Regions from separate parts of the Homo sapiens genome. Here region 1 is linked to region 2. The links are chromatin loops, found by intact Hi-C in ENCODE. Cell type or tissue: IMR-90. All regions are shown on one strand.

The links. Hi-C counts contacts between places; a loop is a spot of excess contacts. Peaks named below come from ENCODE experiments on the same cell type or tissue, not always from the same donor. Only the 100,000 strongest peaks of a DNase experiment are listed, where the experiment ranks them.
Region 1: it touches region 2 in a loop (4-fold over the local background); 3 of 110 quality-filtered maps call a loop at or near these places.

What each region holds. Positions count from the first base shown.
Region 1 is chr2:174,760,547-174,768,546 of GRCh38, reverse strand. CHRNA1 (cholinergic receptor nicotinic alpha 1 subunit) reads left to right here and starts at 4,075. Exons shown (of 9, transcript NM_000079.4): 1 at 4,075-4,195. The coding sequence starts at 4,153. RefSeq lists an enhancer at 3,575-4,074 and a silencer at 6,372-6,666. In IMR-90, a CTCF peak has its summit at 4,925 (motif pointing right); DNase peaks (open chromatin) are centred at 3,726, 4,956, 5,256 and 6,526; H3K27ac peaks cover 2,411 bases.
Region 2 is chr2:175,093,730-175,101,729 of GRCh38, reverse strand. ATF2 (activating transcription factor 2) reads left to right here. Exons shown (of 14, transcript NM_001880.4): 11 at 4,137-4,286. Among named protein-coding and RNA genes, the nearest start is that of MIR933, 70 kb to the left of the region's middle. In IMR-90, no CTCF peak of the experiment used is centred here; a DNase peak (open chromatin) is centred at 4,239; H3K27ac peaks cover 202 bases.

The sequences.
Region 1 (8,000 bases), 330 kb after region 2:
CCTGCTGTGTTTAAAATTGCAATCCCCTTCCAGCTGTCCTGGTCCCCTTTTATCCTGCTCTGCTTTTTCTTTTTCCTATAGCAATTTTTACCTGATGACACATTAAACAATTTACTTATTAGTTATAACAATTTACTTATATAAATTATATATATCTTATTTATATAACATATAAGAAAAAATATATAAAAATATATATTTTATATAAATAAAAAATATACATCTTTTTACAATTTATATATTATATATGTTTACATGTATAATTTATTGTATATGTTTACATATATAATTTATTGTATATGTTTACATATATAATTTATTGTATATGTTTGTATATTATATATAATATATAATGTTTATATATTATGTATGTTTATATATAATATATGTATTTCATATATAAATATATAAATATATTTATATATACATTTATATATATTTTATTTATAATATATGTATATGTATATATAATATATGTTTATATATAATATATGTAAACATATAATACATGTAAACATATATGTAAACATATACAGTCAAACATATATGTATATATATAATATATAACCATATATTATATAACATATGATATAAAAATAAATTGTTAAAAGGATATATATCTTATTTATGTAATATATAACATATGTAATATATATAAAAATAAATTGTAAAAAATATATATTTTTTTAATCATCCATCTCCTCCAATTAGAATGCATTTTTCCTGAGAACCAGGAATCTTTGTCTGCTGTGTTTATTGATGTATTCCAAATGCCTAGAACACTGCTTGGCACATAGCAAAACCCAGTGAAAAAATTTTTAGTGAATGAATGAATGGAATGCATGGAAACAGGGTCTGAACAGACACAAACTAAAACATCAAAATAAATATTCTGGGTAGAAGGATAGCAGGTCTTTTCATTCATCTGTTCTCTAATTTCTCTAAAATAAATTCAAATTACTTGAATAATAAACTTTTAAATGAAAAAAACAGTTTACTCCTGAGGATAATATTAATAGTAGTTTTAGTAATTTTTTTTAGTCTATGGTTTCAACTGTTCACCTTTAGAAGAGATTTTTTTGTTTAAATTGTGGGAGATCACAGTTTGTTTAAACTGTGGCAATAAAGGGGGAAAGCCTCCAATGATATCACTGTGAAGACCCCATGCCAGGCAGTGGGAGAAATTCTGTCTTGAGTTGAGGTCCCCCTGACCCTGTATTGAGTTGACTTGAGAGGTGGCAGATTGGGGAGAAGAGACAGAGAAGGAGAGGAAGCCAATAAAGGGAGGGTTATTGAGCCATTTCCATCATGGGCAACAGGAACTCACTCCCACAGACATAGAGTGTAGGGCACGCTTGGGGGTTACCCAGTCCAAGGGGAGATGGGGCGGGGATATTTATCCTCCAACATTGGTTGAGGCCTGTTTCTGGAGGCAGTAACACTTTAGCATCTCAGGCTTGTTTCATGTGTTCCCATGGCCAAAAAAAAAGAAAAAAAAATCCCTCGGTTACAGGGTTGCAGGCATTGGCAGTAAGCAGAAAGCCAGGGTAGGCACAGAGAAGGTCTCAACAGATTCCTCGATTCGACCCGATTCTGCTCTGTGGGTGGAACTCCCTTGTCCGTTGCTGTTTGAGGTTCCTGGCTATGCCCCGGGGAGGTTCTTCCTTGCCCACTTTCCCTCACGGCCACAATTGAAGGAGGGGATGGAGAAAGCACCCTTTTTGGAAGACTGTGCAGATCTTGGAGCCTGCTTTCTGGCCGTGTGTGTTTGGGAACTCAAGGACTGCTTTAAGCCTTGAACAACCAAAACTTTTGTAGCCTGGGTTAATGAACTCTTTGGCAATATAATTCCTTCAAATACTGAGTAAGCTTCTGCAATATTTGTTTCCATCATTCCCATGTGCCTATATACACACATGGTCACAATTCTTTAATCTGATTAATTTCTTTGCATCCTAACCACTATACCTCTCTCCTTCAACTTAATAGCAGCCATCTTGAAGCCATCTGAAAAAAAAAATAGATTTGGCTGTGAAGAAAGCACCCTTAAAGTGATCTTTGCTGTGGTGATGAAACTGCCTGTTTAAAGAGAAGTCTTAACGGGCTTTGGTTGCTCAAAGCCTTTATTCCATGTTTTCACTTACTCTTTTGAAGTTCAAAACAGAAGACTCCACATTTCTGGACTCATTCTATTTCTTTTCATTTCTGCTCTTGAACCAGCACATTTTTGCCTGAGCTCAGCTCTTCCTTGTACTGACTTGCTAAACAAAGCCAGAAAGAGCCATGGTGCACTAACTTTGGGTTTACCAGCCTCTATTCTGGGAGCTACAGGCTCAGTAGACACATTGTTCACCAAGTAATTGAGGACAACAGTTTATGAAATGATTTGATACCATATAACATGGGTCTTCATATTTTCAGCCTCCAGTATCAATTTTCTTGCCTTCTGCTGCAGTGCTACATATTTTAGAATTTATTTTTAACCTCAGGATACTAGTGCAAAGGATTACATATTTTATTAATTACGGAACACTAGCTGCTGTACAAATAAACCCAAGGATTTTGATGGCTCAGCACGATGCATGTTTTGTTTTCATTGAAATAGTGCTGGGTGGTGAGCAGGTGGATAGGGGGTCCCCCTCCATGCAGTCATTCAAGGATTCAGAATGTCAAAAGCAACACCACCTTCAGAACATGGTTTCTAAGGTTAACTTTGGGACCATGTCCATTCTAGCCGGTCAGAAGACTAGAAGGGCGGGGCTGAGCTCTGGTAGGTTTGTGAGTCTGAGAACATTTTTCCACTCATGCCACTGGCCAGAGGTCAGTCCCATGGCTCCATTTAGATGGAAGGGGCTGGTCAGAGGGTGGGGGTTGTATTTCTGCCACGGGGCTATTCCATGGAAGGGAGAGAACCAAATTTTTTTTTAGCAAACAGTTAACTGATCTCCCACAGTTTAAACAAAAAATATAAATAGTATGAGCTTGCAGCTCTCTCCTCTACCCTCCAAGCCCCTTCTCTAATGATTTGTTTGGATCCACTGGAATGAGAGGATCTGTCAGGATGTTGTTGTGGGCTTGAGGTGAGAGGACCTTTCTCACCTAGTTCCATGTGGGAAGGAGGCCTGGAAGGAACAGGCAGGGTACCTTTAAGTAACTGTCTCCTTCTGGGAACTCACCTCACACCCTGCAAAGAAGCACAGCTAGGGTAACAATACTTCTCAGACTGAGAAATTACTAACTGCTGGTTTTTAGGATGTTTTTCAAGCAAGATAATTGAAAAGCTGAACCACTCTGCTCTTTGCTTCCCTGAGTGAGAGTAGGCAGAGGGACGGATGGAAGGAGGCAGGAACCCGGAACGACTGCTGATGCGGTGGGACACTTTTTCCCAATAATTACTCTTCGCTTGAATCACAGTGCATAGGACGTGGGCAATTTGCTCCAGCTAATGGTTCGTGTGGGATAGGTATTGCCTGATACAGAGGCAGGGGTTGGAACAGCCACTCTGGGGGCCAGTAAAGCCAGTTTTATGGAAGAAGCTGTCTTTGTTAAAAACCAAACCCAATCAACGTGGGGGCTTCCCAGCAGCAGACTCAACACCAGCTACACTTTTCTGAAATCCAGGCAGTCAGAAAAGCCCCCGGCACCCTCAGCCTAACACTGAAGCAGAGGAAATGAAACTGAAGCCATGTTTGCAGAATGTGGATTTTTGTGGTTTAGGACAAACAGCTGACTATCTACTCAGACCAAATGACCCTAATCAAGTCAACCCACAGAGATGAGGTTCTGGTTTACACAAAAGAGAGGCAGTTTGCTCACCATTTAAAATAATTCCTTCCTTCCTATACATTTTTTTTTCATTAAGATCTGACTACTGGTGCATTTAAAATATAATGCAGTTCATACTCAGCTTGTCAAGGGTAAGCAATTGTGTAAAGTGAGGCATATCTGTAATGGTGTACAGTCCCAGTAACTCCCTGGGCTCCAGGGCTGAGGGCAGCCCAGCTGTCGCTCCCACAAACAGGTGGTGTAAAACAATAGCTCTAGTGAGCCGACTCGCTTTCCAAACCCTCCAGCAGACAAGCACCCAGCCAGAGTGCCAGTGAGAAGCACAGGCCACCACTCTGCCCTGGTCCACACAAGCTCCGGTAGCCCATGGAGCCCTGGCCTCTCCTCCTGCTCTTTAGCCTTTGCTCAGGTAAGTGCTGGGGTCAGGGGTGGGGAGAGGGCTCTCCTTTGAGGCTAAAGTGCTGGAGGCCCCCAAATCAAAGTCTTGCTTCTTTGATGAGACCACAGAATGGCAGAGCCTCCCCAACCAGGGGCTGCTCTGTCAGTTTCTTCCTGATGTTAGCTTGATTGAGTTTTTGGATAAAGATTTTTAGTTTGCCTTATCTAATTAAAATAGAAACTGCCTGGTCAAAGACTTCAAGATAGACACGCATGTCTCTCCCTCCATCATGCCTGGCAGCCGACTCATCCCTCTGAACACTCGGCACCATTTGTAGGACCTGGACCACTTGTGGATCATGGTAGTGTCCGGGGGTTCATATTTAAACAACTATGGATACTTAGAACAGTGCCTTATAATCACATACAATGGAGTTAACAAGTCCCTTTACTGCTCCAGGAGAATTCTAATAATAAAGAGGACTGATTGACAGCTACATGTGCTGGAGATAGAAACCAGTTAATAATCATAACTAAACTCTCTCCACAGAGACAAATATTTTTTAATTTTTTCAAAATTTCTGAAGTTAAAAAAAATTCCATATGAATACATTCCTACCTACTTTTTTTTTTTAAGATGTTACTATATATAGGTTTGGGTTTGAATTGAAACTATAAAACCTTGCACAGCATTTGACCTGCATTCTACTCTGGAATGTGTCCTAACACAGCAGCTGAAACACCATCCTGAATCCCAGACTTCCGCTAGAGGGAAACAGGAGATGTTTGCTGATTGCTTCACATAAAAGTTTACTGGTGATATCATCCCAACTGAGAAACAAGGTGGCTGACATCCTGTGATTTTTCATTTCCAATATTGCTCTGAAAAACACAGGCCTTCTGGTCAAGAGGCAAAAAGCTTTATTATTAATTTTTTTCAATATCAGAGTTGAGTGAAAGAGCCTAAACTCAGATAAATTATATCATGTGGGATTTGGACTCTGTCCAGCCAAAGCTGGCCTGATGTGTGTGTGTGTGTGTGTGTGTGTGTGCGCGCGCGTGCACACACATGCGTGCACGCAAAACCACAGTCACAGGAAAATTCTTAAATGATATGCTTTAATGTAAACATCCTTAAGAGATCTCTTAGGATTTTGGTTATTGCTAACCAAAAATGCATGATTAGCTATTAAAGAAGTATGTGATATGTATTTAGGTCAAATCTCGAGTTTGCTGGCATTGATTTCCATGGGTGTTTTATAGAAATTTAGAGCTAGATCAGGCAGTCCAACATCCTCAATTTTTTATTACAAGGAAACTAAAGCTGACCTGCCCAAGGTCACTTAATTTATACATTTTGGAATGTGGTCAGTTGGAGACTTGGTTTATTACATGCACAGTCAGAAAACACAGCCTGAACTAGCCAAAGGTAGCAAGAGATACAGAATCAGGTTAAGATAATAATGATCCATGGGACTAGTAACAGTTCAAAATTTCTTTTGCCCAGCCCAGGGAGCTATTTCCTACATACAAATACAAATGGAACCAGTGTGGTACAAAAGGAACACTTTGAAACTGTGGTTGAGTTTCCCTTCTTAGAATCAGTCCTTTGTAGACAAAATTGTCATTTATATCAGGGACTCTTTTCCTGTGTTAGCTTAACACAGCGTGATCTCTGTTCTATTTATACAGCACTTTTCATTTCAACTTTTTCTTTTCTTTGCCTCTGGAATCTCAAGCACTTCATTGCCGTCTTTCTTACGGCATATCACTTTCCAACTTGTTCACAGTTATTTACGTAAATGACAAATGTCAATCTCCATGAGGGTAGGAAGAAGGATTCAGTTTTGAATATCTCGAAGCTCCCAAAACAATGCTTTGCTTACAGTAAATGCTCAACAAATATTTCATGAATAAATTAATGTTACCATCATCTGAATAAAGATTACAAATATAATCTTGCTAAAAAGGGGAATTTGACATTATTTAATTTTTTATTTGCATATTTGTTTATTTACACCCTACCTTTTTACAAAAGTATTTACTGTGATTCGTTGAATCCATGAAGAACTAATCCAACTCTCCAGGCCATATGGGAGTTGGGAAGAGAATCATAGAGTTCTGACTTTGAGCCCTGTGAGTTTTCTATCACTCTACCCTGTGCTGGGGAGGAAAAAAGAAAAGAATACCAGTGAACCAATCTAAGAAATGAAGCCCTCCTTCCTTAGAAATTCCTTATGGAAGGAACAGGCACCTTGTTATTGGCTAGGGTGGGAAAGGAGGAGGTGACTGTCTCTGAAATGCTGATTATGTCTGCTTCTGTCATCCTCCCCTTCCTCTTAGTGGGCCATAGGGTTGGTCTGCATAGTTCTCCTGCTACATAATGCTGACCATCTGCTCTGCCCTCTGCTTTCTAATATGTTCTTCCTGTCAAACTGGAGTGAACAGTCATTTAAAAATAAGCAGCCCAAGGCAAGGCCAAAGCAACAGCTTCAAATTCAATGGCCAAGGTGCTCAGTAATCCATTCCAGTCTGCAACTCCACCATGGGATGGATGAGGCCCAGGATAGAAAATGCATAGAGGACAGAAGGATTATCAAGTCCCAGGGGCTCAATGGGGTGGTTGCAAAAACGGAATATTCAAACAACATATTCCCTTCAAGAGTCCTCAAATGCAGGTGGCTTTAGGGAAATGTCATGTGAAATCTCTGCGTGGTTGGGCACTGAGTGCCCTTGGAACATTTTGGGTTCAGAAAACGTGTGAAACTAGCCGGGTGAGGTGGCTCTTGCCTGTAATCCCAGCACTTTGGGAGGATGAGGTGGGTGGATGGCTTGAGCTCAGGAGTTTGAGACCAGCCTGAACAATGTGGCAAAACCCCATCTGTACAAAAAATACAAAAATTAGCTGGGTGTGGTGGTGCGCACCCAGGTAATTTTTGTATTTTTTATAGAGATGTGGTCCCAGCTGCTTGGTTGGGGGAGGCTAAGGTGGGAGGATTGCTTGAGCCTGGGAGGTCAAGGCTGCAGTGAGCTGTAATTGAGCTACTGCACTGCAGCCTCAGCAATAACCTGCGGAAAGGGGAGATCTGGTTACGTGAATGAAGGCAAATGTATCATGTGTCTACTTCCTCTCCCAGCTCTGAACACACAGTCCCCAACCCACGGAAGGCTTGAATTACAAAGATCCTTCATAAGACACTTGGGATTTGGAACACATTTTCTCATAGGAATAGTGGCACTTGCAGTTCTGAGTTTCCAGGACAGCTCACAACACACTGTTAGTACCAAGAATTAGCCCAGAAGCTCAGCACAAAATGACAGGATTCCAATCTGAGCTTTGCCCTTACTGGTCACATGACCTTGGACAAGTGGTCCAACCTCCCTGAATCTCAGGTAAGAATGTCTGCCCTCCTGCTTCATCTGTGGCTGATGAAGATTGAAAAGGGGTGTAGATAGAAAAGGGGGCCGTGGGTTCTGAGAGTATTAGATGATATTGCTCTCTATACTGAAGGAAAATGTAGTAAAGATTCCTTGGAATCGCTTATGTTCCAACTAGGAGCCCCAAACCCAGGTCAACAAAGCACAGTTTTCACTCTATTTTAACAACTTAACTGGGACATGGACCTGCCAGCAGTGATATTTTAAAAAATCGTGGTAAAATACCCATTTCATAAAATTTACCATTTTAACCACTTTAAAGTATACAATTCAGTGGCATTAAGTACATTCACATGTTATAAGACCATCACCACTATCTATTTCCAGAACGTTTTCATCATCCCAAAGGGAAACATCAAGCACATTAAGGAGTCCCACCCGATCCCTCTCTCCCCCCC
Region 2 (8,000 bases):
TAATGAATGAATACTGATGCTGCTTTTAAGTGCTTTATAAGGTAGTAACTTGCCCTACTAAAGATTATTCAAGAGAGTGATGTTTATGTACTTCAGGCTCCCCTATGTGCAGTTACTGTATTTCATTAATTCTGAGAGTTAAGCTCTTCACTGTAAAACTTTAAATGCTCTTCAATTCTATGATAATTTCTACCTAAGGACTTAAAAATCTTTTCCAAACACATAATTTACTAAGCCTCACATTTCTACTTCTAGTTATATTTGTGCACATTTTAAAACTAGAAATGAAAGCCCCAATTTATCACTATAGACTGGGTACTAGTCATTGTATTTTGATGTCTAACATTCTATTTATAAAATATATAAATATGCAGACTGGCGACCTCCCAAGACTCTCTCCCTTTGTTCTGACCCACACTTTTCCAACTCAGGTCTTTCTACTTTAAATACTTCTTGATCGTTTTTCTAAGTATTCCTATCTGGTTCTAGCCAGCTACTACTTTAGTCCCGCATTTAATTTCAGTTTTAATCCATCCACTTCCACATTATCCCATCAATTAGGGTCCTAATTTCCTATGTTTTAGCTACTAATATAGTTGTTTCTGATTGTTTAGAAAAGGAACTAGGAATCTTATCTTGATTCTAAAAAATTCAGTTTTTCTTATGGTCTTGAGCATGTCTCTGTTAGGAATGCTTACTTGTTCCCCGGTGCTGTAAAGAAATAGCACTTGAACATAAATTTAATTTCCTCAGCAAGGCCAATTTTTTTACTTTCTGCAGAAAGGGTACACTCGCCAGCAGTTTTCCCATGAGAGTACACTGAACAAAGGAGACAGGGTCATTTATAACCTGACGCATCCACCCTACTGCTGTGTCCAGTTTCCATTGGCTGGAATGGGACCTCACATTCTGTATTTGTCCTGATTGGCTAGCAACTTAGAAGTTTTAAAAGAGGCAAAGGCAGAGGAGAACAAAGGAAGGAGGAAGTAACTTGTGGAATGCTAAGAAAGGTAAAAACACCTTCAAATAAGGAAGAGGAACAGGCTATGACCTAATGCTTACTTGGACCAGTATACGCATGCCAGGGCAAATATGTAGGTAAATTGTGGGAGCTAAGAACATAAAGTACATTGATTTCTTTATTACGGCTAGCAGATATTTGAATGTTAGCACAGGTCTTTGAATAAATTTTGCTTCTAAGAGAAGTTACTATTTATTCCTAATTAGATGGGGAGGAGAGTCTTTGAAGAGGAACCTCTACTTTACTTTTTACATCTCATATATAAAATATGTCTGGGATCAAACCAATGCTTAAGATGACCCTTAGGGATATTTTGAAAATTCAGAAACATAGGAACTATCCTGATTCTTTGGACCTCCGTGCTAAGAAAATAGAGGCCTCAGTAGTATTCTTAAAAGAAATAAGGAAACTGACATCTGAAAAATTCTTTTACGAGTCAGATAGTTTTACATGTTATATTTATTTTTCAATTCAACTCTGCAAGGAAGTTATTATTCCCAGTTTTATAGGTAAAGAAATTGAGACTCAAAGATCAATGATTTGTTCAAAGTCACAGATAGTTTGAGGTAGAGTTAGGTTCTGAACCTAAAGTGTATTCTCAGCTTTATAAGACCATAGTACATTGCATGTTCTAATCAGTGAAAGCACTAGGATATTACATAAGTGGTACTTTTTATAATTCATAAAGAAGTAGTCTGTCAGAAAAGAGGGAGAAAACATGCCAGATCCTGGCTTAGCAGTTGCAGTAACAGGTTTGGCACTCTAAATCCTTATGATTGTTTTTTGAATCATTAAGCCACAAAGTTTCAGACTCTCTGTCTTGAGTTTTCCCTGTGTTTTCTGGTAGCACCAAGGATAAAGTATGCAGCATGGTGCTGTGGAAATATTTTGCACTTGAAATTAAAGAGATCTGGGTTTATATCCAGGATTTGAACTAGCTTAACAGCTCTGCATCCTTGAGCAAATGATATCTGGTTTCCTAAAGTGTAAAATGGGGATACTATACAATTAAAAACTCATTAAAAAACTACAGATAATACAACAACACAGGTGAATCTCAACTGCATTGTGCTAAGAGAAAGAAGCCAGATTCAAAAGGCTATACAATGTATGTTTCCAAGTATGTGATCTTCTGGAAGAGACAAAACTCTTGGGATCAGAAAACAGATCAGTCGTTTCCAGGGCCAGGGAGTAGAAGGAGAGTATGACAGGAAAGGGCATGAGGATTTTATTGTGGTAAAACTGCTGTGTATCCTGATTGTAGGGTAGGTTGCATGAGTGTATTTGTTTGTTAAAATTCAATAGAGGCCAGGCACGATGGCTCACACCTGTAATCCCAGAACTTTAGGAGCCGAGGAGGGTGGATCACTTGAGGTCAGGAGTTCAAGACCAGCCTGGCCAACATGGCAAAACCCTGTCTCTATTAAAAATACAAAAATGAGCCGGTCGTGGTGGCATGCACCTGTAATCCCAGCTCCTCAGGAGGCTAAGGCAGGAGAATTGCTTGAACCGTGAAGGTGAAGGTTGCAGTGAGCTAAGATCATGCCACTGCCCTCCAGCCTGGGCGACAGGCGAGACTCCCTCTTGAAAAAAAAAAAAAAAAAAAGAAATTTAATAGGATTGTACACTAAACAGAGTTAACTTGCTATGTGTAACTTATATCTCAAGAAAAAACTTTTCTTTTTACAAATTGACTTTATTTTAAAAATCACACCCAGAATATACGGTGATTCACAAGAGAGAGAAAATGTCCACTAACATTTGTTCACGCATAATTACTGCCTCAGTTGAAATTCCGGTGATCTTTTCATATATGCTTCAGTTTTTATGGGATCTGGATCACATATGATAGACAGTAAGAAGATAGGCCTAGATGAAAAGGAAGAAATTACAAGTTTTGAAATAGTTATAAAAATTTCTGAATTGTTCTTAGTTGAAGTGAATGGAAATACTTGTACTGGTATTATTTGGGGGTCTTTTTTAAAAGCTCTTCTCTCACTCACCCCTTTCTGCTGTACTCAGGGAAGGAAGAAAGGAAAAGATTGCCAAGAATATGTGTTCTTAACACTTAACACCCCAGACAGTTATGTATTTCTAAGAAGTTTGGGAAGCACTGGGTAGGCTGCAACATGGTTCTCACATCTCTATCTCTCTTTTGTCTCTCAGTTGCACTCGCTCTCACTCTCTTATTAGCCTCCATCCCCTCAAAGATGCACCTCTATAAGAATCTTAGGAAAGTGTAATATACATAACTCTGACTCCAATTCCTGTAATAATATGTATTTGGGGCCCAAGAACTACATCTCAGTTATTAAGAACAGTATCAGCAATAATAGTCTCAGGTCTGTTGGATCCCTGAAGTCCCTTTCATTGCTGAGATACTGTGGTCTGATTATCTGTGCAAATTATTTCATATTTACAGATCATAACAAAACCACCTTAAAGATCACATATGACCATTTTCACTAAAGAAACCAATTTCTATCAGTTAACAGATATGTTTGTTTTGTACCTATGTAGCAAATCATTATATCAGTTGCTAAAAGGAATACCCAAAAGTATAAGATAATCTCTGCTCTTAGAGAGCTTACTAACTGGTTGGGAGATAAAATAGTTGCATATGACAAATTTTTATTGATAGCATAATAAGCTTCATTCAAATTGTTGCTTGATAAAGTGGTAGACATAAATATCTAGGGCCTCATTCTAATACTAGGTCTGTCATGCTCTGAATGTGAGTCCAGTACAATCCAATAATTAACTGGCAAACCTGCAACAGCAAAAGAGAACTAGATCTGCTTACTGGGGACAGGGAAAACCTAAGAGAGACAAACCCAGCTGTAGGTTCTTGGAGGAGGCTCAGTTTGGGCCCATTTGATCTCTGTTTGCAGGTTTGGTGCCAGTGCTTACTTGGACAATGACATGATGTTACATTTTTAAGGCCTTTATTATTATTTTCTCAAAATTCACTAGGAACAGCAAAATACAGAATCCTCTAGTAGTACTAGGCAAAAGGACTCAGGGAAACTACCCAAGGTGCTATTGTTTGTCTTGTTGATATTCATGATGATCTTTAAGGACTTAAAAAAAATTTTTAATGGTGTTTGCATTGCAGAGATTAAAAGCTGCTTTGACCCAGCAACATCCTCCAGTTACCAATGGTGATACTGTCAAAGGTCATGGTAGCGGATTGGTTAGGACTCAGTCAGAGGAATCTCGACCGCAGTCATTACAACAGCCAGCCACATCCACTACAGAAACTCCGGTATGTGTGTTGTTTTTATTATTCAGCACTCTGTCATCTTTAAACAGAAAAGTACAGTGTAACTTACGGCTTATTTAAAAAATATTACTCTGGTCATGTTGTTATTCCAAAGATGTATCAAAAGCCTCAGGAAAAGGTAGCTCAGTATACAAGTATTGATACAAAAATAAACATAATAGAGCAGTGTTTCTGTTCAGGACACCTGCAAATATTTCTGTGGGTGTCCATATATGTTGGTCACAATTCTTTTTAAAGAAAACATCTTTTTCTGTTGATTTTAGGACAGTGAAACTGAATACTGCTTTGAGAAATTTCCTTTACTCTCTATTTCCTGATTGAAGAAGTTTATAGAGTTATGACTTTGGAAAATAGTTATATAACCAGAAAAATAATATTAGAACCTTATAGTGAGAAGAATGAAATTGTATCTTGTTTTCTTATTGTCCAAAACTACAAATTTGACATAAACTGTAACTATTAACACTAGATATTTTTTCTTGCTGTGGCATAAACAGGTTTGATTTGAACTGTTCTCCTATGTAACCAAAGTATTGATGTTATAGGAAAATTTAATAGGTTAAGTTCTGTAAATTTTATAGACAATAACAACTTCTTTGTTAAGAGATGCTGTGTTCTTCAGAAATGTATGTAACTAAATCTTACGTTCTTTTTCAAGTAGCAAAACTAAGATTTCTAAAGAATCTTTTTGGATCTCTTCTTAAAAAATTATTGATTTTCCTTTTTCCTAAAATGCCATATGTTTATGATTACAATGCATATCATATTTCAGTATTGTGTTGCCATCTACAACCATTAAAGTGTGTATGTCCCAAAGAGGCAGATGTTTTTTCTGTTTCCGTTACTAGCAGAACAAATAATTCTTGTTTCTGCTTTTAATATTTGCTCACTCATTGTAAAACATTACTCTTTGTTATTTATTTGTATAAGTAACCTTATCTCACTTGTAGGTAATCAGAAGTCTTTTAGAGAAATAGGTAGATAAATATTCACACATATACACACATATGTAGGTATTACATTACTAACATAAATCAAATGATTCCTGAATTAAAACTTGTGAAACATCACCAAAGGAGCAAATATGCTTTATGGCAGCTATTTATACTAGAGACCCCTTTCACTTATCTCTAGTTTGTGACTGCCTATGAGATGATTGATATTGTTATATGCCTGCAGTGCTTTTCTAATTCTTTCTAGTAAAGGATTATTGTACTCCTGTTAAATGTTTCAGAATTCTATTTAGACCTTTTATCTTTACTTGAAGAATATTAGCATTGGCATTAAAAAGCAAAAGTTTTCAATCAAAGAAACACATATAAATAAGTTTTAGATTGCCACCTAAGCATAGGTATTTACATAACTGTATCTTGTCTTTTAAAAACTTAATATATAATGAAATGTAGTTGTGGTTGTCATCCACTAACCAACTTTACTTAGGGACCAAAAGGGAAAATGAGGGGCTGAGTGATTGTGTATATGTGTTAATGTTATACCTCAGGGTTTAACAATGATTCACAGGCCATATGCAACCCATGGGTGTTTTTGTGTGGTCTGCAAGTTAAGTATGATTTTTTACATTTTTAAAGGGTTATTTCTAAAAAATGAATATAATTTATTGTCCTTACTTTCTTGCACTAACTATAGTTTCCCTGGATCTAATTTTTATTTATATCCTTATATGTTATTGTATTGGATGGAAGCCCCATGAGGGTAGGACTTTATCTGTTTGTTCACTGCTATACTTAGTTTCTAGAATAGTTCCTATAAGGATTTTCTGAATGAAATAGAATGAATTAATAGACATGGGGAGAGAAGGAGCAGTATACACTTCTAAGAAGCCTCCAATCCTTGATAGGCATAAAAATATACAAATGTAACTCTGAGTAGCAGAAATTAAGCTTCTGTTATTCTGCTAGTACTTATGATTAGTCTTTGCTATAATGAGTTAAATCAATTAAAAACAAAAATAAACTGTTCTCTCTTATTCAGCCAGATGAGTAAAAGAAAAAACCTGCCATTCTCAATAAGAAAAATAGGAGGTTGTGGCTCACGCCTATAATCCCAGCACTTTGGGAGCCTGAGGCGGGTGGATCACCTGAGGTCAGGAGTTCGAGACCACAACCTGGTGAAACCCCGTCTCTACTAAAAATACAAAAATTAAGCTGGGTGTGGTGGTGGGCACCTGTAATCCGAGCTACTCGGGAGGCTGAGTAGGAGAATCACTTGGAACCCAGGAGGCGGAAGTTGTAGTGAGCCAAGATCACGTCATTGCACTCCAGCCTGGGCCACAGAGCGAGACTCCATCTCAAAAAAAAAAAGAAAAAGAAAAATAGGAGGATGAAGAAAAAAATTTCAAGATTGCAAATCTTGAAGCCAGCCATAGAAATATTTTTCTAAAACATTAAGTTGCAATTATGTAAGTAAAATAAACGCTCTAATTTAAATGCTTAATCTTTATTACAATTAAAATATTTCTTTTTTGAGACGGGATCTTCCTCTGTTGCCCATGCGGAGTACAGTGGTGCGATCATGGCTCACTGCAGCCTCGACTTCCCAGGCTCAAGCAATCCTCTCCCACCTCAGCCTCTTGAGTAACTAGGACCACAAGCACATGCCACCGCACTTGGCTAATTTTTTAAATTATTTGTAGAGATGAGGTTTTGCTATGTTGCCCAGGCGTGAAATACTTTATACATGAAATAACTCTCTTTGTAATGCTAGTTATTTGGACAAAGAAATGATAACTTTATTTTTTGGAATTTGTTAGAGTGAAAAATAGTTTGGTAATTTACCTGCAGAATTTATCTTGAGCTTTATATAAGACTTGTATTACATAGATTAGGAGAAAACAAATTTTATTTGTGCATACCATTTTTAAATATAATAAATTATAGGTAAAAGATTGTTTTCAGGCTTCTCCTTTGGATTGTGTGCCTGTAGCCATAAAGTGTTCTTTTCTCTGCACCATTTCCAAGAGCTCATTTTCTTCTTTCTTTTTTTTTTTTTTTTTTTTTTTTTTCGTATTTTTTGAGACTGAGTCTCGCTGTATTGCCCAGGCTGGCGTGCAGTGGTGTTATCTTGACTCACTGCAACCTCTGCCTCCCGGGTTCAAGTGATTCTCGTGCCTCAGCCTCCCAATTATCTAGGATTATAGGCATGCACCACCACGCTCAGCTAATTTTTTTGTATTTTAATAGAGACTGGTTTTCACCATGTTGGCCAGGCTGGTCTCGAACTCCTGACCTCAAGTGATCCACCCGCCTTGGCCTCCCAGAGTGCTGGGATTACAGGCATGAGCCACCACGCCCGGCCAAGAGTTCATTTTTTGACACCCATATTCATTTGTTCTGTGGCACAGTTTTGGGGTTTGTGAAAGACTTGAAGATACCTATTGTTTTATAGTCTTATACACTAGACAATATTACTAGTGACTGAAGATTTCTTTCTCTTACTAATCTGAGATAACCAAGCTGATTCATTGGGGAGCAGAGGGAACAATTAAAATGAAAATTAAGGCTCCTGTGGGATTCTCCCTACCAGAAAAATGAGTATTAATAAATATAAGAACTTGACCCTTAGAAAAAGACTGACCCTAAATTTCACAAACTGAAGAAAAGCTGAATATACCAAAGAATATATATATTTTCACTCCATAACTTTAGAGAAACAAATTTTAAGAAAATTGGCATTTAA